Linked DNA regions of Mus musculus: all the other regions are linked to region 6. A link is a loop called in an ENCODE intact Hi-C map of the cell type or tissue named here. Cell type or tissue: left cerebral cortex. All regions are shown on one strand. Each heading gives the region's core, and the rest is flanking DNA. Links, peaks and the distances in the headings are about the cores only. Region 1 has its middle 100 kb from the start of 4933402J15Rik. Region 2 has its middle 100 kb from the start of Gm35517. Region 3 has its middle 150 kb from the start of 4933402J15Rik. Region 4 has its middle 100 kb from the start of Gm35517. Region 5 has its middle 7.4 kb from the start of Gm24540. Region 6 has its middle 59 kb from the start of Gm24540.

Region 1 (4,979 bases), core at 292-4,291, 540 kb before region 6:
TCCCACCTCTCTTCCTAGAATGTCCACCAGCCTTTCACTTATTGGGTCTTCACCCTTATGATGCTCAATTCAATCTTAATACTTCCCTGGTATGGACCATAGTGATAGATGTCTGGGCTTTCTGAGAGTTTGTGGTCTCAACAGTGTCCTCTACTGAGCTACAGTCACCTTGAATACCCAGAAAAGTCTTTTTCCATCCTAGTAATCAAAAATTTCTGAGACTTGGCCTTAAGCCTTAGTCACCTGTGTCAATGTTGGGGGGTGAGTTTGGTAGACAGAAAGAGTTCAGAGAACACCATGCCTTTTAGCAGGCTCTTCTTTACTGGCATGAAAATGTGCTCATTTCACTGGTGCCAATTTTATCTCTGGAGGGTAGTGTCTGGGGAAAAAATGACAATGTGTGGTTGGTTATCACCATCTGCATTTTGCCTTGTAGAAAATCTTAAGAGTATCACCAGCTGTTCTGTATAACTGCGGGAGGCTCCAGGGCCTCTAGGGAAAAGAAAAAGCATAAGGACCCAATCTTATTCCCTCTGAAGGAAATGCAAACGTCTGGAACCTGGGGGTGGAGAGAAAGGGAGGGCGAGCCCTGCATTTGTTATAGCTAGAGTTTGCTTTTGTGTGTGACCATGTGCTGGCAGGGCAAGAGAAATGTGTGCAAATTCAGAACACAAAGTCATGGAACTTGTATGTGTGTTTGGCCGATTGGAAAATGTCATCACATTGAGTACTCAAAACATCCCACCCACGTTGCAGAAGAGAAGTGTAAACACAGAACACTAGGGCGCTGGGTATAGCCTAAAAGAGGTCCATGTATTTTTAGCTTCCAGATTTATTATAAGAAAATGACAATGCACATGTGTGTTTGTTTAAATATAATGCCAAAGCTTTTCTACCAAAATTCTAGAAAAATAACTGGTTGTGCCTAGAGAAAACATTAATACCCTGAAATGCAGATATTTTGAGGGATCAAAGTAAGAGTAGGAGTTGGGGTACACATCAATAATCTTAGTACTTAAAAGGGGGAGGCAGAAGGACTGGGAGCCTGAGACCATCTAAGCTATTCTCACATACTCGTCTCAACAAACTCCGGAAATATCGCTTGGTTTTACTGATAGAAGTTGAAGGATGTTAAACATAGCAGTCATTTAGTATGCTGTTGCTCTAGGCTTCCCAAGGGCAAAGGAACTGAACTGCTGGAGACGCAGAACTGCTGAATCTAGTTTCAACCCAGACTTTAGCTGCTAAAAGGGCTTCAGGTTTCTAGATTGTATGAGGGCATGCTCTGGGAGCACTATTGGGCCTGGCAAAAGAATCTCTTAAGTGACCCTCATTTAAAAGGAACCCCTCTATAGTCCTTGGGATAATTTCAGTGTCAGTGATAAGCCTTTGTAAACCTAATAAAATTTTGTGGTTTTTTTTTCCAATTAAATATGGTCTTATAAAATCTGAAGATTTATAACTAATAGAGGCCTAATTGTTTAGTGTAGTATATTATAATTTCCAGAGTTTCTCATATGATTATCTTTATTATTAAATGTATATGGACAATTTAAAGACATTCTCTCTGTTTATATAATGCTAGATTCTGACAATAAAAAAATGAAACTTGGATAGTCAGGATCAAACACCTTCCCTCAGGCCCTGGTTCTCAGCATGTGAACTTGGGTTGACACACTCAAACCTCCTTTGATCTTTACCCAATAGTAAAAAATATTTATGGTCACTGATATATTTTAATGGCTGTATTTCAATTTTCTGTGATGTACCTCTACACACACACACACACACACACACACACACACACACTAATGAGTTGAGTATAAGAAGGTCTAAGATGTCCCTACACTAAAGGAATTACAAGTTCACAAAGTCAGAAACATACTTATTATCTCTACATCACCAGTCCTTGCTGATTCCTAGTTTTATGATCTGAATGTTCCAATGTCTGAATTAGCCGAAACATTTTCCTAGGTCAGAATAAGATCTCTTTGTGTCTTCTAAATTGCCGGTAGCATTTAGGTGCTTGTTAAAGTATTTACATTTGCATCAAACTCTTCAATGAGATGTCAGCATGGCTCTTGCATGCCAAAGACTCTATTCTGGCAATAATCAAAGCAATGCCAGCAGCCACTGTTTATGAAGAACTGTGCATGAGTCACATGCTGAGCCAAATACTGCATCTCATTTATCTTGAAAGAATGATGTCACCTAGATGATGTGACAGTTATTCCATAGGTGAGACAGTGGAGGATTAGTGATACTCTGTAACCTGCCCGATGACACAGAGTTGGACACAGAGAAAGTGCTAGATTTCAAACTCAGGCCATTAGTCGTCAAGACTCTTATACTAAACAGATCTCCATACCTCCTACAGTATGCCAGATGCTCTTTATTTTCCTCTTGCATTCACTGGTTAACTAATCAGAGTTCTCTGATGATGCAGTGGGCTAATCTGCAATAAAGGAGGGTGGGTGGGCTCTACAGGAACAGCATTCTGATCTCTTGTAGTAATACAGTTATCACAGACTAGATAATTTAAAATGATTTGAAATGCACTTTCTCACAGTTCCAAAGACTTGGAAATCCAAGATTCAGGAGCTGTGATGTAGTGTATGTCAGGAGTGTCTTCTCATATCTCATGGTGGAAGACAAGGTAAGGGTGAGAGACATGGTAGCATTAATCCATTTGTGAGGGCAGAGTCTCCATGACCCAGGCTTGAAATGATAGACTGAAACTACAACATTGATCCTTCTGGCTTAGGGGGAAGGAACGTTCTGTATTCATCTCTGGTTGCTTGACCTCTTCCAACATCTTTTTCCCGTAGGAGTTTTCACTTTTCAGTAGTGATCCCAGTACCATCCTCCAGTCTGATCTTCAAGCATTCAATCTGGTTATTGTTTTAGGTCTGAGGAATTAATTTAAGTAAACTTAAGAACAAGGCTCTTGCTTCTCCCTCACAGAAAAAAAAATGAATTAACCTTTTAAAATCATAGCTTTAGAAAACTAATTAACCCTATTTATTTATTATCTTGGTCTGTTTATTCACTCACTTACTCAAACTCTCATTTTTTTTCAGCAACTCATTTTTTTTTTGAGTTTACACAATTTCAACCTTCAAGGTATTCACACTCAATGACAACAATCAGCAGGCAACTCAATGATTAATGTAAATACTGACCTTGAACACTGGCTGTCCTAGTGTGCCACAGCCCTGGGATTTCCTAAGCTGTGAAACTAACTTGGCTCAAACTGGGACAGTTGCTGACGGATGAGATAGTTGGTTATTTGAAACCCCATGACTCAAGCTGTAAGGACAAGGTGACATTTCCTAGCAGCAATGGTTCTAATGCTGGAACTTCAGTTCAGACAGCCATGGAACTCAGTTTCATAGCATGGGGCCCTACATTCTCTGTGATATTGATAGCTCTAAACACAGGGATGCACGAGGGGGGTGAGAAGAATGTATATAGGTGCAGATAAACAGCTTTGGTATTTCTGAGTGAACACTAAACTCTCTTTAGAAATTGGCTCCTTTACATTTTCTAAAGAGCCATCTTCCATACCCTACTCATTTCTGCATTCACAGCCGATCCCCGTTGCAGGGCATCTGAGGCAGAAAGCTTTGTAGAATCTTAAATCAGCTACACTTCACCCTGCAGATATCAAAGGATGAAGAACTCTCGGGAGCAGCAAAGTGTGGCTAAGTATGCAACAGTCTCATTTACTGAGTGACACTTAGCCACTGGGGATATGTCCTGGGTGTGGCTGAGGCAGTATTGAAGCTCTCCAATTGACCTGGGCAAGAGTACAGGCTGGAAGCCCTGCTGAGGATGGACATTCTTTGTTCCCCAGGCAGAACTTGATCTCTGGAGGCTTACGATGTAAGACTACGGCAGAACTGCCAGAAAGCATAATAATTGCCGTGATTATGATTATGAGCGCCTTGTAATTGCTGTTCCATCATGCCAACTATCTTGGGAAGGAAAGAGGGAAGGCCTCATGAATAAATGATCACTTAAATATTTAAGCAGATGATTATAATATACAACTTGAAATTCCCTGGCTTTATATTACCCTTGAAGGCAAGTGCTACATGCAAAGTCTGGGCAATTTGAATAGGCTTTCCAGTTCAGACATCTGGTATCCTGAAATATGTATGTGTGTATCTGTGTTGAAGAATCTCATGTAAGTCTGAGTAATAGATGCATTAGAAAGTATTTATATAACACAAATATTTAGGTTGCTTATTTCAGGAGTGTATTATAAAATATATTGAATGTTCTATCTTTAACCTATTTCTAATAGAAAATGGAACGTCATATACACACACACACACACAGAGAGAGAGAGAGAGAGAGAGAGAGAGAGAGAGAGAGAGAGAGAGAACCAAGCCCATTGCAGCAGAAGAGGGCATTTTCTCATTCCTTACGCCTTCCATCATATGACCAAACAGCTCTAGCAAAACACTGTTAAGAGTTCAGGAAAGCCAGGCGTGGTGGTGTACACCTTTAATCCCAGCACTCGGGAGGCAGAGGCAGGCAGGTTTCTGAGTTCGAGGCCAGCCTGGTCTACAAAGTGAGTTCCAGGATAGCCAGGGCTACACAGAGAAACCCTGTCTCAAAAAAAGAAAAAAAAAAAAAAAGAAAAAAAGAAAAAAAAAGGAAAAAAAAAGAAATAAAGAAAAAAGAAAAAAAGAAAAAAGAAAAAGAGAAAAAAAGAAAAAAGAAAAAAAAAATAGTTCAGTAAAGCATAGTTTGAAAGATCCATCAAAGAGAAACAGAAAGCCTTTATCTGAGAGGAAAACTTGATATTTAGGGATGATGTTGCCAGAATGGGCAAGCTGCATTGTGTGTTTCCAAAATCAGGCAGCTACTACCCCTATTACCTGGACCTTAGATGATTCAGAGAAAAAGCCAGATAGGTTGAGAGCAAAGAACATCCAAGCTGTTACTTTGTTTCTAGATGGACATGGTCT
Region 2 (4,979 bases), core at 290-4,289, 200 kb before region 6:
CCTGTCTAAAAGAACTGCAGGAGCCTAGAATGGCTGTCCTCTGAGAGGCCCTACCTGCAATTGACTGAGTCAGATGCAGATACTTATACCCAACCATTGGACTGAAGTCGGGACCCCATGGTTGAATTAGGGGAAGAATTGAAGAACCCAAAGGGGAGAGTGACCCCATAGGAATTAGTCTCAACTAACTGGGATTCCAGGGAGCTCCCAGAAACTGAGCCACAAACCAGGCAGCATACATAGGCTGGTTCTAGCCCTCCCCTTCCCCCCACCCCCCCCACATAGATAGCAGAGGACTGCCTGGTCTGGCCTTAGTGAGAGAAGATGCAGCTATGCTTCATCCTCCAGAGACTTGTGGCTACAGAGAAGGGGGAGGTCTGGTGGGGGGAGGGAGCACCATCTCAGAGGCAAGTGGAGGAGGAATTGGATGAGGAACTGTGGAGGAAGGAAACAGCTAGAATGTAAATAAAGAAAATAATTTTTAAAATGTCAGTTGTTGCTCTGTTCTTTTCAAGTTGATACATAGGTTCTTTGATCAACATCTGAAAATGAATATCCCTAAAGAATTTCTGAATTTATTTATTTTTTTATCACTTCTGGTTACTTTTTTATAGGTCATAGCTTTGACATTGCAGCACAATGATGTCAATTACAAAGTTCATGGTCAAGAACCATGCAAGAGAATTATAAGAATATTCAAAAATAAACCTCGTAGTGTTGTAAGTCAGTTTACAGTTTCTGTTGGCCTCATTCATAGCCACTCAAGGCACACACAGCACCTTTGGCCCACTAGCCACAGGTTAGACCCACACCTTAAAGGTGGCTTGTTGTTTGGTATGTAGTGACTATTGGTATTCTCCCTGTGAATGGCATCAGCTTTTAATTCCTTCCAGCTCCGTGTGACTTTTGTGACTGTTACTGATCTAAATGTTCAGATGTCCCTTGCTGCTTTAGATTTACTTCCATCCCTTTACCTGTTTCTTGGAAACTAGGTTTACATAGTTTCCTTCTTCTTACTGAAGAGTAGAGTCAACGTCGCAGATAATCATCCGCTCCCGGTACATTTATTTGAATTGCCAATCTGATAATGTTTGTGCATTCACTAGTGACTGTATTGCAAACCAAGTATTGAAAATGCAGTGATATGAATACCTGTTTACGATTTTTGCCAGTATTTCTTTGCATTAGCCTTTATGTTTGTCTCTTCTTTCCTGCTGACTTTGAAGTCAGACATTCAATGTTTTATTCTTTTCTGATGAGTGTCTATAATTTGTAAAGACACCTACTTTAATTTTTTCTATAAATCCCACCCCCAAATAAGACAATGAGCTCTTGACTCTTCTTGCCTTCTTTCTCCTCTCCTGGGCTGATGTCATCTCAGGAGTTTCTGTCATCTCTAAGGATGGATGTGAGGGATGCAGCCAGAGCTGTTTGCTGATTTACTGTATCATCAAGGACAGAAAGTCCCACACAGAACAGACAGCCGCTCAGTATTTGAAAATCGTTTGTTTGCGGAGACTTCCTTCTCTAAGGGAAGAAAGAGGATTTTACATAATTGTAGCACCTGGCAGCTGACAGACCCTTGAGATGCAATACTAAGCAGGATGGATAGCAAAATTAGCAGGTCTCAACAGTAATAACTGATGTGATTGGAAATATTCTTGTACATGGATTTCCTTAAGTAGTTAAAGTACTTAAAGTCTTAAATCTGAAGTAATTTAATTCTTACAAGCTCTTTCATTCCTGGTGTTTCTATATTTCTCATATTCTAGTTTGTACCTTCATCCATAAAAAATTATTCAGATAATCTCTCTTTTTTGCCATAATCTTAGTCATCAATCCTTTGTAAACTGGGGGAAGGGGAAAGTATTTTGTACTTGAATAGGTTAAACTTTAACTAGCAAACAATTAATTATGTATTTCAAGGTTTCAGTTGAAGCATATATTCATGAAATCATCACAAGTGAGAATATATATATATATCATTCCAGAAGTTGCCACCTACCCTATATATCTCTCCCTGCCTCCCTTCCAAGGACCCCCTCCCCTATTCCTAAAAAACTATTCATCTCCTTTCTGTCACTATAGGTTAGTTTTTATTTTTTAAGAGTTTTATAAATGCAAGTAACAAAATGTGTACTCTTCTCTGCTTTCAGCCTAAACAATGGATTTAAAATACATTCTGGCTCTAAGTTCCTACTGTGTAAGAACACTTCAATTTGTTTATTCATATATTAGGGATTTTTTTTCTCATTCCTGTGACTCAAAACCTGAAAAGAAGCAACTTTTGGGGAGAAGAGTTTCTTTGAGGTCATGGTTTGGAGGTCCAGCCTGTCATGCCAGGAGAGGTATGGTGGTGTGAATAGCTCTCAGCCACGGTGGCTGAAACATGAGGTTTATTGTTATTTGGATGCATCAGGAAGTAGTAGATAAAGCAGCAAGCGAATCTGTACTGTGAAGAGGCTGGCCCCCAGTGTCCTATTCCTCCACCAAATCTCCACATTCTAAAGTTTCCACAGGCTCCCAAAACAGCGTCACCATCTGGAGAAGTATCCAAACATAGGAGTCTATTGGAGAGTATTTCCCCAGTCAGACTACAATAACATTCCCCAGTTCTTATATGCTAATGACTATTTCATAATGCAAAGCATCTGCATTCCAACTACAAAAGACCTCAGTTAACAGCTTCAACACTGTTCAAAAGTACAGTCTGTGCTGAAACTTAAGGAATGCCGAACCGAAAGTCCCTGCAAAAAAAAAAAAAAAAATCAAAAGACATGTTACACAAAATGGTACAGAATAAATATCCTTGTATTGCAAAATGAGAGGTTTTGGAGAATAAGGAAGGAGGATCAAACCAAAGCAAGTCTGAACCTAGCCAGACAAACATCAAACACTGCAGATCCGTGTGCCTCCCCCACCCCCACTCCACCCCATCCCCCGCCTCCCAGGTCTCATGGTAAGTTCCAAATGGTTTGGCTAGTCCTGCCCCTCTAAGCCTGTTGCCTATAACATGTGGTCTCTCTCTTGGGCTGCATGAACTCGGTGCCTAAAGCTGTTCTGGTGAACACCCCATGTCTCAGGCATCTTCCATTAGCTGAGATCTTTGCAACTTGGACTTCTTCCTTAGCCGCTTCATGCACTGCTCTCTCAGGAGCTCCATGCAGAAAATCGGACCTGCTATTGGTTGTGCAGCCTCAGCAATTCCAAACTATTGGTGCATGCCTCTATGACTCCCCCATTCTTGTATCCAGAATACCTGAGGCACTAATACTATATAGACTACACCAAGCTCTGGTGACCTAAAATGCTGAATCACAGATAAAAGTGTGCCTTTGAGGCTAAGCCCAGGAAAACAATTTCCAAGGCAACTGTGCTTTAGGTGGATTCACTAAAAGTTTCTTTTTGCCCAAAGCTCTGGGCCTGGAGATGTATCTCAGTTGGTTGAGTGTTTGGCTATCATACACAAAGCCCTGGGTTCAATACCACCTGTGATTCCAGCACACAACTACATAGTACATTTGAGGTCTGCCTAGGTATATGAGACCTTGACTCAAAAGATAAAAATTGGACAAAGAATTATATGAACATTTTCCAAAGAATTTGCATGATTATACTCTGGAGCTCTCTATCCATGGGATCTTGCCTTGAGGAAGGCTAATTATTATCTTTAACAATTATAGACATTTCATCTACAGCTATGCTATCCTCAGTTTTAAGTGGGTTTAAGATTCCTTCTTTACCTAATGGCACACATTTAATGTCTTTAGCTGTTCATCATTCCTCTCCCTTTCTCTCAGTATGAATCTGGGTAAATGAAGTGACAATTATTACATAACCTGAATGTTGCATTGTCTTGAAATGTCCTTCACTAACCAACATAGTCTATTACTTCCAGATATAGATTTGTTCTAAATTCTATGACTCCGACAGAATACAACCAGATTTTTCCCTACAATGTAACAGTGCTAGCCCAGTCCTCAATGGAGTCTTTGCACCTTGGAAACATCAGGATCCCAAATTTTACCGTGACTATTTAATATTCTGGTCTCCCATGCTCTGGCTAGAATGGAGCACTAAACTCTTCTTATTGCCCTCCTGGGTTTCTCTAGCCCACAAATTCAAATTCTCCATCAAACCACTTCCAAAGATCTATGAACAATGTAAGCATGTAACCATAGCAACATCCTCACTCTCAGTTTCTGGTACCAATTTTCTGTGTTAATTACTTTTCTTGTTGCTGTAAATGAAGACAAGCCTACAAGAACTTAAGAAAGTTTCTTTTTGCTGATAGTTTGAAGGCACAGTCCACTGTGATGAGGAATGTGTGCAGGAAGGAGTAGCTATCAGATGTGATGGAAGAAGATGAAGCCCCTTGTTCATATCCAAATGAATCAGAAAGCAGACAGAGATTAAAGCAAAATCAGACAATAATCTGAGACAGAAGGAAAGACCATCCAGAGACTGCCCCACCCGGGGATCAATCCCATAAACAACCACCAAACCCAGACACTATTGCATATGCTAGCAAGATTTTGCTGACAGAATCCTGATATAGCCATCTCCGGTGAGGCTAGGCCAGTGCCTGGCAAATACAGAAGTGGATGCTCACAGTCAACTATTGGATGGAATACAGGGCCCCCAATGTAGGAGCTAGAGAAAGTATCCAAGGAGCTGAAGGGGTCTGCAACCCTATAGGTGGAACAACAATATGAACTAACCAGTACCCCCAGAGCTCGTGTCTCTAGCTGCACATGTAGCAGAAGATGGCCTAGTGAGCCATCATTGAGAGGAAAGGCCCTTGGTCTTGCAAAGATTATATGCCCCAGTACAGGGGAATGCCAGGGCCAGGAAGTGGGAGTGTGTGGGTTGGGGCTTAGGGCTGGGGAAGGGTATAGGGGACTTTCAGGATAGCATTTGAAATGTAAATGAAGAAAATATCTAATAAAAATTGCTTTTGAAAAAGAGAGAGAGAGAGA
Region 3 (4,979 bases), core at 476-4,475, 500 kb before region 6:
AGCACACATATGCTCAGTGTGTAAGAATTAGCTGTAAGTGGAGAGATGTCTCAAAGTTACCCACACTTTATACCTCCCTCTGTTAAAAACAATATTCTTTTTTTCTTCCAGTTTTTAAAGACTATTTTTTATGTATTTTCCTCAATTATATTTCCAATGCTAGCCCAAAAATCCCCCATGCCCTCCCCCCCACTCCCCTACCCACCTATTCCCACTTTTTGGCCCTGGCATTCCCCTGTACTGGGGCATATAAAGTTTGCGTGTCCAATGGGCCTCTCTTTCCAGTGATGGTCGACTAGGCCATCGTTTGATACATATGCAGCTAGAGTCAAGAGCTCCGGGGTACTGGTTAGTTCATAATTTTGTTGCACCTGCAGGGTTGCAGATCTCTTTAGCTCCTTGGATACTTTCTCTAGCTCCTCCATTGGAGGCCCTGTGATCCATCCAATAGCTGACTGTGAGCATCCACTTATGTGTTTGCTAGGCCTCGGCCTAGTCTCACAAGATACAGCTATATCAGGGTCCTTTCAACTTTAACATGTGTTTAATAAGAATACAGAAACCCAAATATAGGATCAATGTGTGGTGCTATTAGGCAGCTCCTCTGCAGAAAAGAAAAAAGAAAGAAAGAAAAAAAAAACCTGTGGAGTTCCTTTAGTGATCATCCACACTGAATGTCCAAAACTACTTCATAAGCATGACGTCTAGGCATAATCCTGATCAAAAGAGTATTAAACAGGGATGAGATCATAGCTTGGCAAATAATAGTCCTAATTACCTGTAAAGCTCAGAAAGAAACAGCATGTAGAATGTTTTTCAAACGGAAGCAATCAGCTCAGCATCATCTTGACACAGTCTCATGCATGTCCAACTGGTAAGCTGGGCCCTGTGACCAGAGCTGGACTCAAAATGGACACAAAGGAGCAGTATCCATTGTGACAAAAGGCCAGTATATTGCTAGTAGCAATGCATGATGATCATATTTTTAAGGGTTAAGCACTTGTTTATTTAGCTTCCAAAACAACTCTATAATGTAAATAATTATATTATTATTTCTATATTAAAGGAAGCAATGAAGGTTTAGGAGTGTTAAATAACATTTCTAAGGTTTAAAGTCTACTTTTAACCACACTACTACACACTGTCTCTAAAAGGAGGTGGGTTTGTACCTTTTGAGGGCATAGAAGAAATTTGGGCGATGGTTTCATATTGGTTGCTATTGGTGTGATGTAGAAGCAGGTGTGGGACACCAGTTCAAGCAAGAATATGCATGTGATATATGTAGAGGGTCCTTTTTAGACAGATTAAATTATCTTTCTATGCAGCCACATTTTTAAAAATATATACAGATGCTTCCGTGATTACTAACGTGTAAATTCATGCATTCTAGTCATCTTTAAATCTGAAAACTTTTTGGAAACAAAGCACCATCCTGTCATGACATCAACTTAACAGCTATGCCTTACATACTTATTTTTGGATATGAATATGTCACTTTTAAACAAAAGAAGAGCTAACCAAAAATAAATCACTATTTTCAGGGTATCCAGTAACTTACTTCAATTACAAAAAAAAAAAAAAAGTTTTATAATTCAAAAGACTTGGAAATCACCAAGTAAGATCCCTTAAATTTAGGGGCATTGACCTGTTTTAGTTAGCTATAGCTATACCACGTGATGTTACTTGCCATACTACCGATTGCAATGTGTAAGAGTTTGAGTACTGCATGTGGAATTTATATAGATTTAATCTTCAAATCTTTTTGTGATAGAAATAGTTTTTTGTCTTTATATAAAGACCATAAAATGAATGCTGAAATATTAGATGCTCACGGGAACAGAGAAATGTTAATTGGGTACCCACCTTGACTTCTGTACTACCCTGACATCTGTCTCTGAGATGTAGCTTTCTTAGGTGAAAAATGGACATGCTTATTTAGATCTAGATAGGAATGTAAGGCATTTAGAATTACATAATGAGCCATGAATGGTGTGTGCACATTTGGAAGGGAAAATGACTTTCTAGATATAATTAACCAACTAAGCTCAGTCAGTCTACGTACAGTATGTCAATTTGGAACAGGTCCTAATACAGACTCCTCAGTCTAACACTGAGCAAATTTTTCCCCTGCCTATTTCTTTTTTCTTCTTAAGTGCAGTTATGTCAGACAGGAATGACTTCAGTATGAACTTGACATTCTCCTATTAAGTCAGCAAAGTAATTAGGGGGAAAAAATTACACACCAAAATTATCAGTATATATAGACAGAAGGGGTAATTCTTCCAGACATCTCCTTGTCGAGCTACAGGTCATTGCTTCAGCCAGAAATAGTTAGAACATTACAGTGTTGCTTCTGATAGTCATGTGCTTACCTTCAGCCCAGCCTTTCAGAGGCCTGCCACTCAGCACAGAAACAAAAGGATATACTGATCTTTGGAACTGAACTGAGCCTATCACTGCCAAGGGTCTCCTAAAGCAAAGGGCTAAAAACACTAAACTTGTCTTAGAGTTCATGGAACTTTCAGGTAAAACATGGGATATTTTAATTTTTTGGACGGTTCTCCTGTTTTTATTTATTTGTCTTTTATTGGTTATTTTATTTATTTACATTTCAAATGTTAGTCCCCTTCCCAGTTTCCCTTCTACAAGCCCTCTATCCTCTCCTCCCTCCCCCTGCCTCTATGAGAGTGTTCCCCCACCTGCCCACCAACTCCTACCTCAGCAGCATAGTGTTCCCTTATCTTGGGTCATCAAGTCTCCACAGGACCCAGGGGCTCTCCTTCTAGTGATGTCAGATAAGACAATCCTCGGCTACATATCCAGGTGGAGCCATGGGCACCCCCTGTGTACTCTTTGGTTGGTGATTTAGTTGCTGGGAGTTTGGGGAGGTCTGGTTGGTTGATATCATTCTTCCTTTGAGGTTGAAATCCCCTTCAGCTCCTACATTCCTTGCCCTAACTTCTCCATCGGAGTCCCTACGCTCAGTCCAATGTTTGGCTGTGTACATCTGCATCTGTATTGGTCCGGCTCTGCCGTCTTTTTACCTAGTTTTCAATTCTTTTAAAAATTAAGCTTGATCTTTGACCATCACCCCCCAACACATAAACATATGTGTGTGTGTGCTATATGTATATATATATGTATGTACACATATATATATTTAACACATTTCGATTGCTTTTGCCTTAATTCTTTCTTATTTTCCCTCCTTCTCTTTCTATCTCCCATTTCCTACTAATTTCCTCCCCCATCCATGCCCTACTCTTTCATGGCCCTTCACGTTTGAGGAGGGCACTCTGTGTAACCATAGGATTAGAATTTATCTACTGGAGGCTAGTCGGTATAACCAAGTAAAACTGAATACAGTAGTTTCTTTCTCTGAGCGTCTATCAGCAGTAAAGGCCAGGGTCCCATGGCCCTCTGCCACCCATGGTTAACTATTGAGGGGCCTACATTATACAGGCTCAATGCATGTAAATAGAGTTGCTGTGAGTTCCTGGTTACACTGATAGTATCATGGCTAGAAGCTAGGATTTCTGTATCTTTCTATCTTCTGGCTATTGAGTTCTTTTTGACCATTTTTCTACAATGTTCCCCGAGACTTGGAGGGGTGATTTAGGACTGAATTCTCATCTGTCACTTAATTCTGAGCATCTAGGACAGCTATGTGTCCACATTCCCTGACATTCACTGTGAAACAGAACTTTCTGTGATTCGGGTTTAGCGTACCATTTTCTAAAGGTATAACCATTAGAAAATTTAAAGGCAGACTGACATTATATACATTTCATAATCATTGGGAGTATTTTTCCATAAGGTCTTATGTCCTTAAAAAGCCCAGCTCATATCATTAGACACCAGATCATTTGTGTGATCTGAATGTGTGATCTGGTTGGTGAATACAACCAGAGAGTGGCTGGTTACCTACATTATATTATACCATTATCTTCCATGTGAACATATCTTTGCCTGGCAAATTGTTATGGTAGTTCATGTAATTCATTATAATCCACTACTAGGTACAGCTGTTGATGCCTTTATTTTCCCAACCACCTATGTGGCAACTTTTGGAACTTTGAGAAATAACCAACAGAATTTTCCAGATAAGTTCTACTGTGACTCCTCAGTATTCTTCTTTCCTTCTTGATCCCTTTTATAATCATGTTATGTGTCATGCTCAGCAGTAGGTCTTAGCCTCTAGGTATGGTAGACTAACAAGCAAAGAGACAAGTGCCTGTATTGTTTTTGAGGGTGTGTGGAGCCTCCAATACCCTTAGGGAGTTATTTCATACCTGGCATCTGAGCTTTCCTTCTTTCTTTTTTCTTTCTTTCAATCCTTCCTTCCTTTCTTTCTTCCTTCCTTCCTTCCTTCCTTCCTTTCTTTCTTTCTTTCTTTCTTTCTTTCTTTCTTTCTTTCTTTCTTCCCTTCCTTCCTTTCTCCCTTCCTTTCTTTCTTTTTCTCTTTTTACACTCACTTACACACTTTATTTCACTTTATCTTTGAAACAATACCCTAAGCGATTCAGGACAGTTATCACCATTTTCATCACTGTCACCCCATATTATAGATGGGGAATTGATACCCACACAGATTTAATATCTTTTTCCAAACAGGAGTAAGATAGACATAGGGATATTCCTAATTAGCAAATTAAAAAAGATGATTTTCCATCTCTTTAGCTGGGTTTACTTTTTTATTTCTTTCTTTTAAAAAATTTATACAATATTCTAATCACAGTTTCTCATCTCCAAAATCCTGATAGACCTTCCCCACCTGCCAGCCTACCCAACACCCAACTTCCTTTCTTTCTCTTTAGAAACGAAAACAAGAAAGAGAAAAAGAAATGGAACAATTTAAAGAAGGACAAAGAGGAGGAGGAAAAGCTGTAAAAAATACAATAAGACAGAAAAAAAATGAGACAAAAAGTCTTCAGAAATACCATTAGTTCATTTTGTGTTGAAATGGCCATCTACTGGTA
Region 4 (4,979 bases), core at 276-4,275, 410 kb before region 6:
GACATCTACAACTACATCTTTTTATCTTATACATGACATCATTATTTGGACAATTTGACCTCATCTACGAGTTTCAATTTCCTTCACCATGAACTTGACCCCTATTAGTAAAGCATATGACAGACCACTCCTTTGTCTGAATAGAATATTGACCACCAACTTCCTTCCCTGTTTTATCTCTTCTTCCACGCTTCTGGAACAGCCTGTAACACAGTAATTCTCTTTCCACACCTCAGCATCCTCATAGATAAACAAGTTTGCTCAGTTGTGCCTTTGTCCTCTTCCCTACTTTTCCTGTGTCTCTGTGTGTGTGTGCATGTATGCATGTTCATGCACACATATGCATATGTATAGATATGTGCAGGAACAAGCATCCTGGTATCTCTGTGCTTTCCAACCATGTCAATTTCCAGTGTTTCTCTCCCAATTGCTTCTCAGCCTTACCTCTTCAGACAAGATGGGGCTCAGTTCATTTCTCGTTGATATGATGAAGTGCCCCAACGAAAGCAACATAATGCAAAAGTGGCTGATTTTGTGTCAAAGTTCCAGTGGGCATCATAGTGGTTAAAACCCAGCACTGGAGCAGGGAAACATAGTAGGAGGAGCAAGATGCCAGCTGGTCACATTACATCTAGAATCAGGAAATAGACTGAATAGGAAGTAGACTACAAAGCTTCAGAGACCCACCTGTTCCACTGAGGCTATGCCTCCTAAAAGTTTCACAAGCTTTCCAAGCAACTCTATCAGCTCTGAACTGAGGGGTGAAGCCTACAAACCAAGGGAGAACATTTCACATTAAAATCATAACAGGGTTGCTCCTGAAATCTGGAGTGTGCCATTTCAGCTAGGCTGTGTGGTCAGCAATCCTTTAGAATCTACCTGCCTCCACCTTCCACAGTGCTGGGCTTATAGGCTTATGTCACCGTGCCTAGCCTTTACTTGAGTGCCTACAATCCAAATGTAGAGTTTCATGCTTGAGTAGCAAACACTGGCCACTAAGCCACCTCCTCAGTCCCAACCTTCATCTTCCCATGCTCTGTGAATTCTCCATACTGACTTTGTCCCAGAGCAAAGCTAAGGTATTTGTTATTCAATTCAATGGGTTAAGCCTTTCAACCTCTTTTACAGCATGCTAAATTATATATGGAAATGCCCTTCTCTGACACTAGGTGTTAGGCTCTAGTCTTCTGTGTTCCTACAACTGCACCTTTGTATCAGCACCCACTCCTCCTATTACAAAAACAGAAGTGCCCCCTCTTTCTTCATTTTCTTTGAGGGCAGTGATTGCAGAACATTTGCTTTCTCAGTATCTCATACTCACTAAGTTCTCAGTAATCATTTACTAAACTATAGAATATTGGTTCTGGATTCTACCATTCTAAGCATGTACTTGTCCACAAGATACTATTTCTTTTTCTGTCTGTGTACAATTTTTTTCCTAAAACTTGTAAAATGAAATTATCTTACAATCACTGACAAAAGAAGATAATCATAACACTAGTTTTGGTTTATTTACCAGGTGCTGGTCAATGAGCTAAGAGTTTTACACACATCTTCCCACTAACCTTTCTAAAATGCTACAACATGGTTTCTATTGTTGCCCACACTTTGTTTCTGTGGTGTTAGAAGCTGAGACCGATTAACTTTCTTCAAAATCATATGATGAGAAGGAAGGAGTCTACAGCATGAAGCCATATCTTGAACTCTCAGATTTTTCCAGAATTAAAAATAAAACAGAGCACTGTGGGACAGCACCGAAGTCTGTGGGACACCAGAAAGCAATTCAGAGAAAAGTTGTTCTGTGGTTTAAGCCTAAAGATTAGATAGATTGATATTTATTTTTGGGAAGCACTTAGTAATTGTCTGTATGTCTCTCCATTCAGGATTCAAACACCAAGGGACATTAAGATATCACCAAATGGTCTAATATTCTCTGTCGATATTATCCTGCTTATTCATTCATCATGCATTTATTTGACATCTATTTTTTAAATGAAAAGATTTAAATAAAGAGCCATTCCTTCTCTGTGTTTATAGTATACAGGAAAAGACAATACTCTCATTAAAGTCATGATATAGCATATGGAGAATGCTATACCTAGAAATCCACAGAGTTTAAAGTGGGTATTCTCAACCAGTAGGAGCATCAGAGGAAGCTACCTGGAAGAGGACTCACTTAAGCAGAATGCTCAGACAAACTCCACTTGGAAGTTAAGGCTTTCTCTATCAAAGCACATCCAGGTCTCTTGATAGTCCTTATCAAATGATTACTTAATTGTAATGTGATCACATTTTTTTTTCTTGTTTAACTATTCCAATTTTTATTTTAACCAAAAAAGCCAACAAGAAAAGAGTTCAGTGAGGCCCATTTTATGTCAGGTATTTTCCAAACCCCTGATATCTAGACATGAGTTAGACATAATTCCCATAATTAAGATATTGAAAACAAAAACAAAGAAAAACTCTTAGTGAATTACCAATCATTAGGTAGTTTGTAGGGGGAGAGAACAAGTTAGTCGTGTTCCAGATTGGGAATGAGAAAAGCAAGAAGACCAAGGAAGATTCCATGTAGGAACCAACAGTTGGGTTGAGTAGGAGGACACCAGAAGAGAACGAATATTCTAGAAAGAGGGGGTGGACTATGCAAAGTCATGGAGGTGAGAAACATCACAGAGTTAAGTAGGAAAAAAAGGCATGTGGTGGCAGCTAGAGGAGGTGTTGTGCTTGGGAGAGTATAAGGCAAAGCAGACACACAAAAGTAAAATAGCAAGAAATAAGGCTGCATAATTAGGGGAGCCTAGATTTAGAGGGTTTCATGATTCATAAGATCAGTCCTAAGCAGCAAATAAGCTTCATGTATCATTAGCTTAAATAACAAAAACCCTTTACTTATGGCATGTATCAACCCTGGGCCCACTATACCTCTGTTCCAGGCATCTTTATTACACCAGGATTCAGGGAGAATAGGACTTCCCTTATAATGCATTGTCATTCTTATAGGACAGTTAAAGTAGAAGGAGGACAATATAGTCTACAAAGCTACTGACTCCATGTAGCACCTAGCATCTCTATTCTTAGCTTATTAACCCAAAGCAGGTCACCATTTCAGCCCTGATGACAATGGGTAGGTAGCAAGGAAGTCTAATTCTCCATAAAGGCAGAATGACAATTTATCACAAACAAAAATAAACTATACCACACCACCTGGGAAATACAGACATTAAGCTATAGTTGGTGATTGGCCAGTAAAGTCTTTAAAATGCTCTAGTTAACATTGTATCATAGATAGGACAAACTAGTTTCTATGGGAAGACTCAAGAAGCAAAGATTGCAAAAACCAGATACAAGTATATAGCCATTCATCTCTTGGGCATCTAGCTTCACACACATTGACTGTACATCATAATTTCAGTGTTTGCAATGGCCACAGATGGAGATATGCAACCAGAAACACAGTGATGGGCAACTACTCCATCCCAAGAATGTAAAATTTCAGCCACATCTCTAAAAAAACAAAACCACAGCCTGAACTGAATTTTAAAGTCTGAGATGATATTAGCAAGGCATGAGAAGAAGGGATGAAGGATCATGGATGTAGAACTATTTTAAAGAAAGTGCTGTCTTATCACTAATTTGACACTAACTAGGCAGTGGGGCATACACAGCAACACTTCTAACTTCTAAGACGAAGGTATTTATTTTCTCTGTCACTATGATAAAACACTATGCCCAAAGCATCTTATTGAGTTTATTTGGGCTTATGTTTTCAAAAGAAGAGTCCATAATGGTGGGGGAAGCATCGAAGCAAGCAGCTACAAGAGAAAGCTGACACATCACATTTTCAAACACAAACACAAAGCAGAAAGAGACAACTAGAAATGAGTTAAGGTCTTACTTCTAAGCCTGCTCCCAGTGACACACTTCTCTAGCAAGGCTATACCTCCTAAAGGTTTTGTAACATCCGCAAACCAACTACGGACCAAGTTTTCAAATACCAGAGCCATGAAGGATATTTCTATTAAGTTTCCTCACAGAGATCCAGTTATTATTTTCATCTATGAATGTAAAGGATTGGTAGAGGCTTATTCACTGATGAATTGTTTTGAAATTCCTACAATGAAGTCTTTTTGATTGTGAATTACTTTTTTAAATTTAAAAATATAACCCCTATTTATATATTACTATGCAATCTATGTTCTAAGTTTATAATTATTGTGTGTGTGCACTGTCAATAACAGTTTTTAAATTGAGTTTACAGTAGCTCTAAACAATGAGTTGAACGGCCACCTGTTGTTTCAGGAACTACTACATGGTAAAATTATTTTGCTTGTTTGGTTTTTTTGTTTCTTGTTTTTTTTACTAGGATTTATTTCATGTACTTATATGCTTGACATATTTTTCTCATGTTATTTACAAGGTTCCCCACCCAGATTATATGTAAAATTCATCTGAGATATAAGTCAGTAATTCTCTCTCTCTCTCTCTCTCTCTCTCTGTGTATGTGTGTGTGTGTGTGTGCGTGCGTGTGTGTGTGTGTGTATGTGTGTGTACTTGTAATCTTGAAATCTGAGACATTATTAGGTCTAAAATAAGAGGGGAGGGAAGATATTTAAAAACAAACAATGTGTGAAAGCATGCATTAGTACACATATACACCAATACATATGTATACATATACATGTGTGTACATAAATATGTAGATAGTTACATACATACAAAAGGTGGCAGATAGGGCAAAAGGAAGAGGGAATACAGGGATGAAGTGGGAGGGAGAGAGAGAGAAAGAAAAGGGAGTGAAAGAGGGAGACAGGAAAATGAGAACCCACATGTAAACATTACTTTATACCACAGTAAATTTGAATCTAGATACAAATAAAAATTTCCACCACAATTATTTTAAAGCTTTCTCTAGGTGATAGTAATGGATAGCCAGGAATACCCTTGGGTTAGATTTTTGTTGTTGTTGTTCTTTAAATATA
Region 5 (4,979 bases), core at 579-4,578, 51 kb before region 6:
AGAGGAGAGTGGAGGTGGGAGGGAGCTGAAGGAAGGAGAGGAACGGGAACTGTGAGTGGGATGCAATGTGTAAGAGAAGAATCCATTTTCAATATTAAAAAAAAAAAAAAGAAGAAGTTCTGTCTAAAATTCTGAAGTCTCTTCATAGTGGTTCTTATAAAATCAAAAATAAATTAAAAGAAAACAAAAAGAGCCAGGTCATGGTTACAATAAAAAGATGCAGAACAAAGGTTTAACCATGTAAAAGATTAGTACTTGATGCCTGAGACTTGCTCATGACCCCCTGGGCTCCAGTGAGCTTTGGCAGCTCTGTTTCTCTGGCTCAGCTATTCACAGCACAAACAGCTTGTCTCCTAGAGGCAGGATGGCTTCATGTCACAGCTGCTACTGTCCTTGGTGGTCATCCCATGGTACTGACATCTCCAAAACATTAGGATCTCTGCTGCAACCAGCCTCTTTGGAGCTTTCTTCAGAAACTCTGACCCAGTCACATGGTGTCAATCCTCAACTCTAATCCTGACCCCTTCAATCCTGGGCTTCCAGTCACCAATGGCCTCTCCTGGCCTTCCATGGTGCCAAGCCTCAGCTGCTCTCGATGACCCCTTCCTATGTTCAAAACCAGTACCACCTGTGAGATTTTTTCATCTTACCAAATTTGGCTGTCAGCAGAAAGTACAGTCTTGGCTTCCTCGGGACCACAGCTTCTGTGTGTTGACATTGAAGAGACACTTAACTAGATTTCCCCTCAATGATGCTGGTGTCCTCGTAAGCACAGCATTCTTCAGACCCAGGTGACCATAACCACAGATTCTTAATTCAGAATATCAAGCATCCTCGGATGAGTCCCTAAGAGACTCTCAAAACTTCCCTTGGAAACGTCACAAGGCAGGCCTCCATCATCTGCAGAACTCATCATTGTTATCTTCCAACCTCCCACACGACAGCCCACTGAGCTCTAAGCATGCAAAGAATTTCCCAGCCTAAGTTTAAATGCCACCACAGTCTTCCCAAAAGCATATCATCAAGCCTCTCAGCAATATTCCATGACCTGGTACCAATGTCTATCTTAATTAATCTGTCTATTGCTATGGTGAAATAAAAGGAGAGGGTTAATTTTGTTTACACTTCCACATCATAAACCTTCCTTAAATGTAGGAACCTGGAGTCAAGCAGAGGCCATAGAGGAATACATTTACTGGCTTGCTCCTCACGACTTGCTCAGCCTGCCCAGAAATGGCAGTTCCTCCCATGGGCTGGGCCCACTCATATCAACCATCTACTTTTAAAAATGCCCTACAGACTACCAACATGCAATCTAGGAAGAGACATTTTCTCAGTTGAGGTTCCTCTTCTCAAATGACTGGCTCTAGCTTGTGTTGAGCTGACAAACAACAACAGATAACTAATCAACATAATAACTAATTCATAATAGTGAATTAAAATAAAATACTTTAGAAATTACCAAATGTAGACTTTAAATATTTTTATCATAAAAATTACATAAGTATGTCTGGCCAGTGAGATGGCTTAGAGGATGAAAGTGCTTGCTGAAAATCCTGACGACCTAATCTCAATCCCTCGGACCCATGTGGTGGTAGGAAGGAAAGAATCAACTTCTTGTGACCTCTACACAAATGCCATGACATGTGTGCACACATGCACACACAAATAAATAAACCACTATAGTAAAAAGGTTTGAAAAAACAAGGATGCTATGTGATGCATGTATTAATTAGTGTGGTCTACGCTTAAGAATATAAACATATATTAACATATAACATTATCTGGCTGAAATATATTCAATTATTTTTAAATTATGCCTGAGTGTCCCCGGAAGAAAAATAAACAAAATAAAAATAAGCCATCTATCTAAAAAAATAGATCAACAGAATGTGGTGTCTGTGTAAAATGAATTTTTAGCAATGTTTCAAAAGAATGAGTTATGGAAGTATGTTATAATATACATGAATCCTCAAGCTATCATAATAAATGTAAGAAGGCAATATGACCACACACTGTGTGGATCTGGTGATACAGACTTTCTCTACATAGACATTTCCCTATTCTAAACATCAGTGGTTGTTCAGTTGTTGTTCCAGTTGAGAGGCTGCAGTTCCAAGGAAATTCAGGTGTACCTGTCTACTAAAGAGTTCAGAGGTAGTCAAAGTGGATTGCATTGTGTGTAAATTCTATCTCAGTAGATGTATTTAAATAGAAGATAACAATGATGTCAGAAAACCAAAAAGACCAATATTAGTTGGGACTACTCTTTTTTTAAAAAGGAAGTTTCTATGGTAGTCAAATGATCATCAATGAAATTATGAAGAAAACACAAAATAAAATGTGTTTTAGGCATTTTTGGTTGCACTTGATAGAGGCCTGAGAAACAAAGAGAAGTTAAGAGCATTTTCTCTCCAGCCTAGGCATTTTTAAAATGAAGGAGAACAATCAAGTTGGTTAAAATTAAAGTTTTAATTGTTCAGCCCTTGGCTATAGTTTGCAAAGACTCATAAACACATGGCTGTGATTAGAATCTTCAGAGAATACCAAACAAACACCTTGCCAAAGGGTGGTTCTGCACAGAATTAAACCCTACCCTTTTCAGATGAATATTTATTTATCACTGCCAAGTCTTTATTGGAGAAAAGCTTAGTATATTAAGAAGTTCCTGACATTTAAACTGTTGTTCTGTCATGTCAAAGGTGATCACCATTAAAGATCACCCTCCAAAGTTCTTGTTAGATGAAGTTCAATCAGAGGATTGTCTCTTTATGACTTTGTACTGGCAACAAACTAGGAACAACCAAGGCATCACTGTTCAGTGAACAACTGGACAGTAGCCAAGAGAAGCTGACATTTCGGCAGAGCTTTCAACACAGTATTTAACTCACTGGGGAGATTTAAGGTAGCACAGTTGGTCTCAAAATTATAGGACAAAGTTGTCAGGGAAAAGCATTCCTTCCCAAACAAACACCTACTGACAATCAAAAGATGTGGGAGGAGGAGGCAAGGGGGAGTGAAGTGTATGTGTCAGGTCTCAAGTCAGCATGGGGAGAGAGTTACTCTGACTGATTTGGTTATCCTGTGTAAATTAGCTCCTTGCAAATTTTCCGAGGGGCAGTTTCCAAAGTCTTCAAGGCAAATAAATGAACGGTTTAGTTGAAGAAGGAAACAGTTTTCAATGTGTGCATATAATATATATGTATCTCTACAATATGCAGATTTATTTATATATTATTTATAACATGTTTATGTACTTCTTTATGGTTATCTTGCATTTTATCCATACACTGTAATTTTATGCATAACTTCTATAAATTATATCTATATAGATATATAGATGTCTCTCCAACACACCCTAAGTAAATCTTTTTTTTTAATTAGGTATTTTCCTCGTTTACATTTTCAATGCTATCCCAAAGGTCCCCCATACCCACCCCCCCAATCCCCTACCCACCCACTCCCCCTTTTTGGCCCTGGCGTTCCCCTGTACTGGGGCATATAAAGTTTGCAAGTCCAATGGGCCTCTCTTTGCAGTTCCTCTCAGTTCTCCACCACACTCTCCCCAGTAGCTAAGAAGGAAAGACACAGCACCCTTGTGTTTATCTGAGATGTAGAATAAATGTCATGGAAGGCAACCAAGTCAAAACTAAGCAGAGGATTGTCTCTTTATAATTTTGTATTGGAAATTCTACCTAAACAGTGGTTTTGCTCAAAGACAGAAATCTGGGGGTCTCTATGAGGAGTGTTTTACTTCTCAGTAAGAGCAGCTCTCACACCTGGCTCAAATGCTGTGAAAAGCCACACTCTCTTTAACATCATTTTAGCATCTCTAATTATCACCCTTCTGAGTCTCAACAAAAGGGAAGTGCTCACACTCATGCAATCTAGAGAAAAGCACTGATTGGACTCAGAACTAGACAATAATTGGTTTGTACCTCCCTTGGAGGTGCTAGGTAGACAATGGGTACCCCCAGCATCCCTCATTAGCAAGTATGAGCAGTGCCCCAGTTCCTGGGTCTTTAAGGGGAAGCCAGCTTAGCTCCTGGACCAGCATCCAGCCCTGCAGTGGGCAATGATGCAACCATCACATCCCACAATGCCTCTCACACCTGCAGCAGGAACACCTTCAGGCTTTTCTTACTAGTTCTGATCACTGGTTCAGTACAAAGGCTATGAAACTTGAAATTACAAGAAAGAGACCTTCTACCTGCAACTTTGAAATTATTTGGCCATCATATCTCTTAAGATGAACTTAAGAACAGAACCTGCTATTCAGAGAGAGGTTCTGCTCTGGACAACTTTGAGAAGGAAATAAAAAGGAAATAATTATTAAGCCTCTAAATGGCAGGATAGTTTAAAAATAAGAACAGGAACAGGTCAGCCTAGTGGATGCTCAAATGAAATAAGAAGGTAGTCATTTTTATATACCAAGATTCTGGGGAATTCTTCTTTAATAATTGGGCAATACTGTCTACAAAGAAATATTTTGGGCAAAGTTTTTAAGTGGCGGAAAGGAAAGGATTCCAAAATATTTTTAACATTGCATGTGAGAATTTCTGGGAAACTGTGTCATCTAGCCATTTCAGTTGGGGGAGAGGAAAGTTGGTTATGCCAATGGACCACTCATCGATCATTCCCTAAAGGCCTCAGGTTCAATAGCTTGTTGCAACCAGGAAAGTAGGAACAAGCAAAAAGAATACATACAGAAGATTTACATGGCAGTAAATAGCTGCTGCTGGACAAGGTTAAAATTCAGTTACCTCCACCTCCCCAGTGCCTTGAGCTCTTAGAGATATTACAAGGAAGTGAGGGAGTTCAATATTCCGTGATTTGGGGAATTTCTATCACATAACCACATTAGCTTTATACTTTTTAGTCAGTTTTTCTTATAACATTGTAGTGAGAAATAAAGTTAACATAATATATTACAATGTTATTTGCTCTGTTTTAATCCTGGTGTTCCTTTTCTGAGTGTT
Region 6 (4,979 bases), core at 439-4,438:
ACCAGCCAGTCTTGCTAAAATGATGAACTCCAGGTTCAATGAGAGACGCTGCCTCAAGAACTAAGGTGGAGAGTAACAGAATAAAGCAATGTACACATGAACAAGGATAAACATATCACACACACATATATGCAAATGCACACACACAAAGAAAAGATAAACTTTCAGAGAACAATTTGATAATTCCTGCCAAAATTCATCTTGTTTAAATGACTTCGCTTGTGTAGTGATGTAATATGACCTTCCTCTGTTTATTACAGTATTGTTTGAAACAGAAATTTTGTAAACAACATAAATCTATCTTTTAAAAAACTACTTAAATTATTATATTGCATAGAATACAATCTATCCATTAAGAGAGTGGATACACAAATCTGGGCTCATCAACACTCTATCAGACATGGAGTAGGTTCTTGTGAGGCCCATCCTTCCCTGAAGAGCTATGGGCTGTTAATGGCTCCTGGAGGAAGGGAGTCATATTCTCCATTGGTGTAGCCACTGGTAAATTGCCCTTGTTTTAGGAAATAATCATCCAGCTATGCTTATGCAAGCAATCCTGTTTATAGTCAGTGGGCACTGACTATAGGTTGGAGAAATAATTTGCTCTTCCAGAGGACTCAGGTTCCTTCCAAGCACCCATCAGGTAGCTCATACACATCCACAATTCTAGTTCCAGGAAAAATAATACTCTGTTCTGGCCCCAACTCCCACCAGGCAGAAACATGGTGCACAGACCAGCATGTAGGAAAAGCATTCATATACCTAAAATAAAATAATGTTTTAAATACAATGGGCACAAAAAAAAAAAAAACAGAAGACATGAAAGAGAAGGCTGGGAGTGTTGGGAAGAAGGGGTCTGGCAGGCGAGGGAAAAGAAGAAAGAGGATAATGGGGATGTATAAATCAAAGTATATTACATATGTATGAAATTGTGAAGGATAAATAAAAATTTAAAGGGAAAAATAGTGAGATGTATTTCTAAATTTGATAGATAATCTTAGTTGTCAACTTTACTAAATTGAGGCATCCTCATTGATCAGTAAAGTCCCTAAGTTGAGAAGGCCAGGAAGCAGATCTAGAGAAAACAGGAAGCCACAGCAGCTGCAAATATCTAAGAGGCACAGAGATCTTCAGAGTCTGCTTGTAATTATTCTGTAGTAGTTTAAAGGGAAATGCCCACCCATAGATTCATAGAGAAAGGCATTATTAGGAAGTGTGACTTTGTTGGCAGAAGTGTGTCACTGGGGGGGGGGGGGGCAGGCTCTGAGGTCTCAGATGATCAAGCCAGGCCAAGAGTGGCCCACTCCTCCTGCTATATACTGATCCTGATATAGAACTCTCAGCTACCTGTAGGCCACCATGCTTCCCACCATGATGACAATGAATTATACCTCTGAACTGCAAGCCAGCCTCTATTAAATGTTTTCCTTTATAAGAGTTGCCATGGTCATAGTGTTTCTTCACAGAAATAGAAACCCTAGACATTTCTTCCCTCCAGAATGGACACTTGCATTATTAGAAATGCTATAATATGATCGACTTCCATTTGGTTGGAAGCTTTGCCCTTTGAAGTCTGGAGGATTATTACTGGAGCTCCACTCAAAGAATAGAATTATATATGGTGGCTCACTGGAAGTCCTGGAAGCTTTCTGTGAGAGATTGTGGGCATGGAGAATATTGTTAGCTATAAACAAAAATACAGGGGATATTATATTTTAGGATCTAAATGAATATATATACATATATATGGAAGACTGACTGGAGGGGGCAGGAAATCCCAAGTGTACTCGGATCTACTGGGAGGGTGCCACTACAGTTGTCAGGAGCTTTGGGTGCAAATTCTAAGAACCACCTTGAGGTAGATAAAGAGCAAGCAGTGGGCGCAGCCTTACAAAAACAGATGGGTATCTCAGGGAAACCAGCTGTCATTCACAGCCAGATGGTAAAGCAGATCTAGAAACTGGAAACCCAACAGACACCTTAGAGCTGGACTCCCACACCTGCCACAGTGCCCATAGGTGGGAATCCTTCACCCACCTACACAGGGCCTCTGCGTGGTCGTCTTCCCCGGGTTTCAGTTTATTAGCTTCCAAAAAAAAAATCAAGAGATAGCTCCAACATCTACAGCAAGTTGGCGGTGTCCTTGGCTTGCTGGATGATTTTGCAATATGCTGCTCACACTCTTAGCTTTCTTGACAGGGGAGAAGGGAGACACAACATCATTCCCCTTGCTCTGTGTAATGCCAACTCCCTCTCTCCTCATTTCTTTCCTCCTCCTTTGTTCTTCTATGACATTTATTTGGCTAGCCAGAAAGTCACTTACAGCCTTCCTTCTGGCACCTCTAACCACACTCCTCCCCCAGAGGACATTTCTGTAACCACTCACTGACTGCTCAGAACAGAATCGTCTTCTCTGCATTGAAGCCTTACCACACGTGTGACTGCATTTCCGAGGGTCCATGGCCACGTGAGCAGAGTTCAGAGCCTGTGCCTGAAAATGCCTACTTAGGACTCTGAGCTTCCAAGTCAAGACCGGTCTCAGTTGTCTGCTAAAAGCAGAGCTTTAGAAGAGAATTTGGGTTAGGAAGTGTGGTGGTTTGAAGAAAAATGGTCCATAGGGAATGGCACTATTAGGAGGTGTGGCCTTGCTGGAGTAGGTGTGGCTTGTTAGGAAAAATATATCACTAGGGGCCTTGGAGAAAGAAACCCAAGCCAGGCCCTGTAGCTCACTTGGTCTTCGTGCTGCCTGCTGATCCAGATGTACAACTCTTAGCTACCTCTCCAGCACCATGTCTGCCTGTGTGCCATCATGCTTCCCACCATGATGATAATGGACTAAACCTCTGAACTGTAGGCCAGCCCCAACTAAATGCTTTCCTTCATGGTCATGGTGTGTCATCACAGCAATAAAACCCACACTAAGACAGATACATTACTGATAGATGATCCCAGGACACCAAAATGAAAGAGTATGAAAAATGAGAAAATTTCTACTTAGGCATATGTTAACACCACCACCTCTACAGGCAATGAGTCCTTGGTGGCAGCAGGAGTTCAAATTCTTCTAGCATTACCAGCCAAAAGTTATATTCTTTTTTATTAAAAGGTTGGCTTCATGCCCCTCTACTTTCTTCTTGCTCCTGTGTAACAGCCAAGAGCTCCTATAATTTTGAAGGTCTTTAAGGAAGAGAGAAGGGGGTAAATGAATCTAAGATTGGGGAAATCAGTTTGTAGGGAACTGATCCACTGCTTTGTGGGAAAACTCAGCAGGGGCTGAGTGGATATGGCATAAAAACAACACTGTTAGGGCTGGAGCACATACTGTTCCCCAGTGGCTCATGTGTTTGAACACTTGGTCCCCAGCTAGTGACACTGGTAGAGGAGGTGGTGGAACCTTTAAAAAATGAGGCTTGCCAAACAGAATCTGGTCCCTGGGTAGGGAGTTATAGGTTATAGCCCAATCCCATATCCACTAATTTATTTTTTTCCCCCTCGGTAGAGTTGAATTCAGTCTACCTTCCAAAAAATATGTTTTGATTCTTTGAAAATATCATACATCTTTACTCCCTATCTCAAATTCCTCCCAGATTTACATCTTCTCCTTGTCTGCCTATCTTTATGTCCATTCTTAAGTCCTCTTTAAAAAAAATACACACCAGTCCAGTCAGCTAGTGAGAAACTCCTTCTGACCTTCCACCACAGTGTGTGAGCAACTGCAAGGTCCAATACCAAAGCTAACACCAAGCCTCCTGCCTCCTTACCAAGTTGTATGATAAAATAAATGCTTTCTTGACTAAACTGGCTTCTTAATAGGTGCTTGGTCATAGTGATGATGACTCACCTAAGATACCTTTCCCACTGCTTGATATAACATGTGCACATAGTTTTAAAAATAATCTGGGCTGAGAAAGTGGTTTAGTGAGTTGGTGGTTTTAATAAGTATGGCCTCCAAAGGCTCAGAGATTTAGAGAGTTAGGCACCAGAGACTACTACTTGGGAGGATTCAAAGGTGTGGCCTTGTTGGAGGACATATGCCACTGTGGGGGTGGGGGAAGTGGGCTTTGAAGTTTCGAGGACCAAGCCCAGCAGCTCTTTCTTCCTGCTGCCTGAATGTAGCTTCTCTACCTGCCTGTGTGCCACCATGCTCCTTACCATGAATATAATGACTAAACATCTTAAACTTAAGTCAGTCCCAATGCTTTCTTTTCTTAAGAGTTGCTGTGGTCATGATGCCTTTTCACAACAATAGAAACCCTAACTAAGAGAAGCTGGTACTAGGAGTGTAGCATTGCTATGATGGGCATAGCTATGCTAATTATTTGTGGAATGTAGACTTTGGAACTTTAGATTAAGAAAGCAGTTGGATGATTTAAGCAGGACTTAATGGGCCATACTAGTAGGAACATGAAAACTGATACTGAGGGTGATTTAAACTATGGGTGCCTAGCTCAAGAAATTTCAGATAGGGACAATATTAGTAAGTAGCCTAGGGATCATTCTGGTATTTTGGCAAAGAGTGTGGCTTTTTTTTCCATGTCCAAAAAGTCTGCCTGAGGCTAAATTGAAGAGTTTTGGAACAATGGCATTGGCAGAGGAGATTTCAAGACAACCTAATATTGAACACCTGCCATGAAAATAAAGAACTAAACCTCTGAAATTGTAAGCAAGCCCAAATTAGATGCTTTCCTTTATAAGACTTACCATAGAACACTTCACACCATAGAACACTGATTAAGACAGTAGGTAAAGTGATACCCATGCAAGTGTGAGGATCTTTGCTTGACTAAAACTTAATGTAGTAATCCATCTATAAACCCAGCACTCATACCATGAACTGAGAGGCAGAGACATGCGAATTCCCAGAAGCTCACAGGCCAGTTCTCCTGGTAATCAAGGGGCAAACAATAAAAAGACCTCTGTCAAGCAAGATGAAAAGTGAGAACTGACACCTGAGTTTATACCTCATGACAGGTGTACAC

The links. Hi-C counts contacts between places; a loop is a spot of excess contacts. Peaks named below come from ENCODE experiments on the same cell type or tissue, not always from the same donor. Only the 100,000 strongest peaks of a DNase experiment are listed, where the experiment ranks them.
Region 1: a loop joins it to region 6, with 12 times the contacts of the local background. A loop is called at or near these places in 2 of 42 quality-filtered maps.
Region 2: a loop joins it to region 6, with 15 times the contacts of the local background. A loop is called at or near these places in 2 of 42 quality-filtered maps.
Region 3: a loop joins it to region 6, with 17 times the contacts of the local background. A loop is called at or near these places in 2 of 42 quality-filtered maps.
Region 4: it touches region 6 in a loop (15-fold over the local background); 3 of 42 quality-filtered maps call a loop at or near these places.
Region 5: a loop joins it to region 6, with 2.7 times the contacts of the local background. A loop is called at or near these places in 2 of 42 quality-filtered maps.

What each region holds. Positions count from the first base shown.
Region 1 is chr14:74,248,501-74,253,479 of GRCm38, reverse strand. No RefSeq gene overlaps it. Among named protein-coding and RNA genes, the nearest start is that of 4933402J15Rik, 100 kb to the left of the region's middle. In left cerebral cortex, for the core only: no CTCF peak of the experiment used is centred there; DNase peaks (open chromatin) are centred at 468 and 2,157; H3K27ac peaks cover 616 bases.
Region 2 is chr14:73,911,559-73,916,537 of GRCm38, reverse strand. No RefSeq gene overlaps it. Among named protein-coding and RNA genes, the nearest start is that of Gm35517, 100 kb to the left of the region's middle. In left cerebral cortex, for the core only: a CTCF peak has its summit at 2,521; DNase peaks (open chromatin) are centred at 2,541, 3,100 and 4,186.
Region 3 is chr14:74,202,279-74,207,257 of GRCm38, reverse strand. No RefSeq gene overlaps it. Among named protein-coding and RNA genes, the nearest start is that of 4933402J15Rik, 150 kb to the left of the region's middle. In left cerebral cortex, for the core only: no CTCF peak of the experiment used is centred there; DNase peaks (open chromatin) are centred at 1,357, 2,011 and 2,357; H3K27ac peaks cover 849 bases.
Region 4 is chr14:74,115,575-74,120,553 of GRCm38, reverse strand. No RefSeq gene overlaps it. Among named protein-coding and RNA genes, the nearest start is that of Gm35517, 100 kb to the right of the region's middle. In left cerebral cortex, for the core only: no CTCF peak of the experiment used is centred there; a DNase peak (open chromatin) is centred at 2,659.
Region 5 is chr14:73,758,101-73,763,079 of GRCm38, reverse strand. No RefSeq gene overlaps it. Among named protein-coding and RNA genes, the nearest start is that of Gm24540, 7.4 kb to the left of the region's middle. In left cerebral cortex, for the core only: no CTCF peak of the experiment used is centred there; DNase peaks (open chromatin) are centred at 913 and 2,885.
Region 6 is chr14:73,706,944-73,711,922 of GRCm38, reverse strand. No RefSeq gene overlaps it. Among named protein-coding and RNA genes, the nearest start is that of Gm24540, 59 kb to the left of the region's middle. In left cerebral cortex, for the core only: CTCF peaks have their summits at 2,107 and 2,327; DNase peaks (open chromatin) are centred at 2,094 and 2,778; H3K27ac peaks cover 673 bases.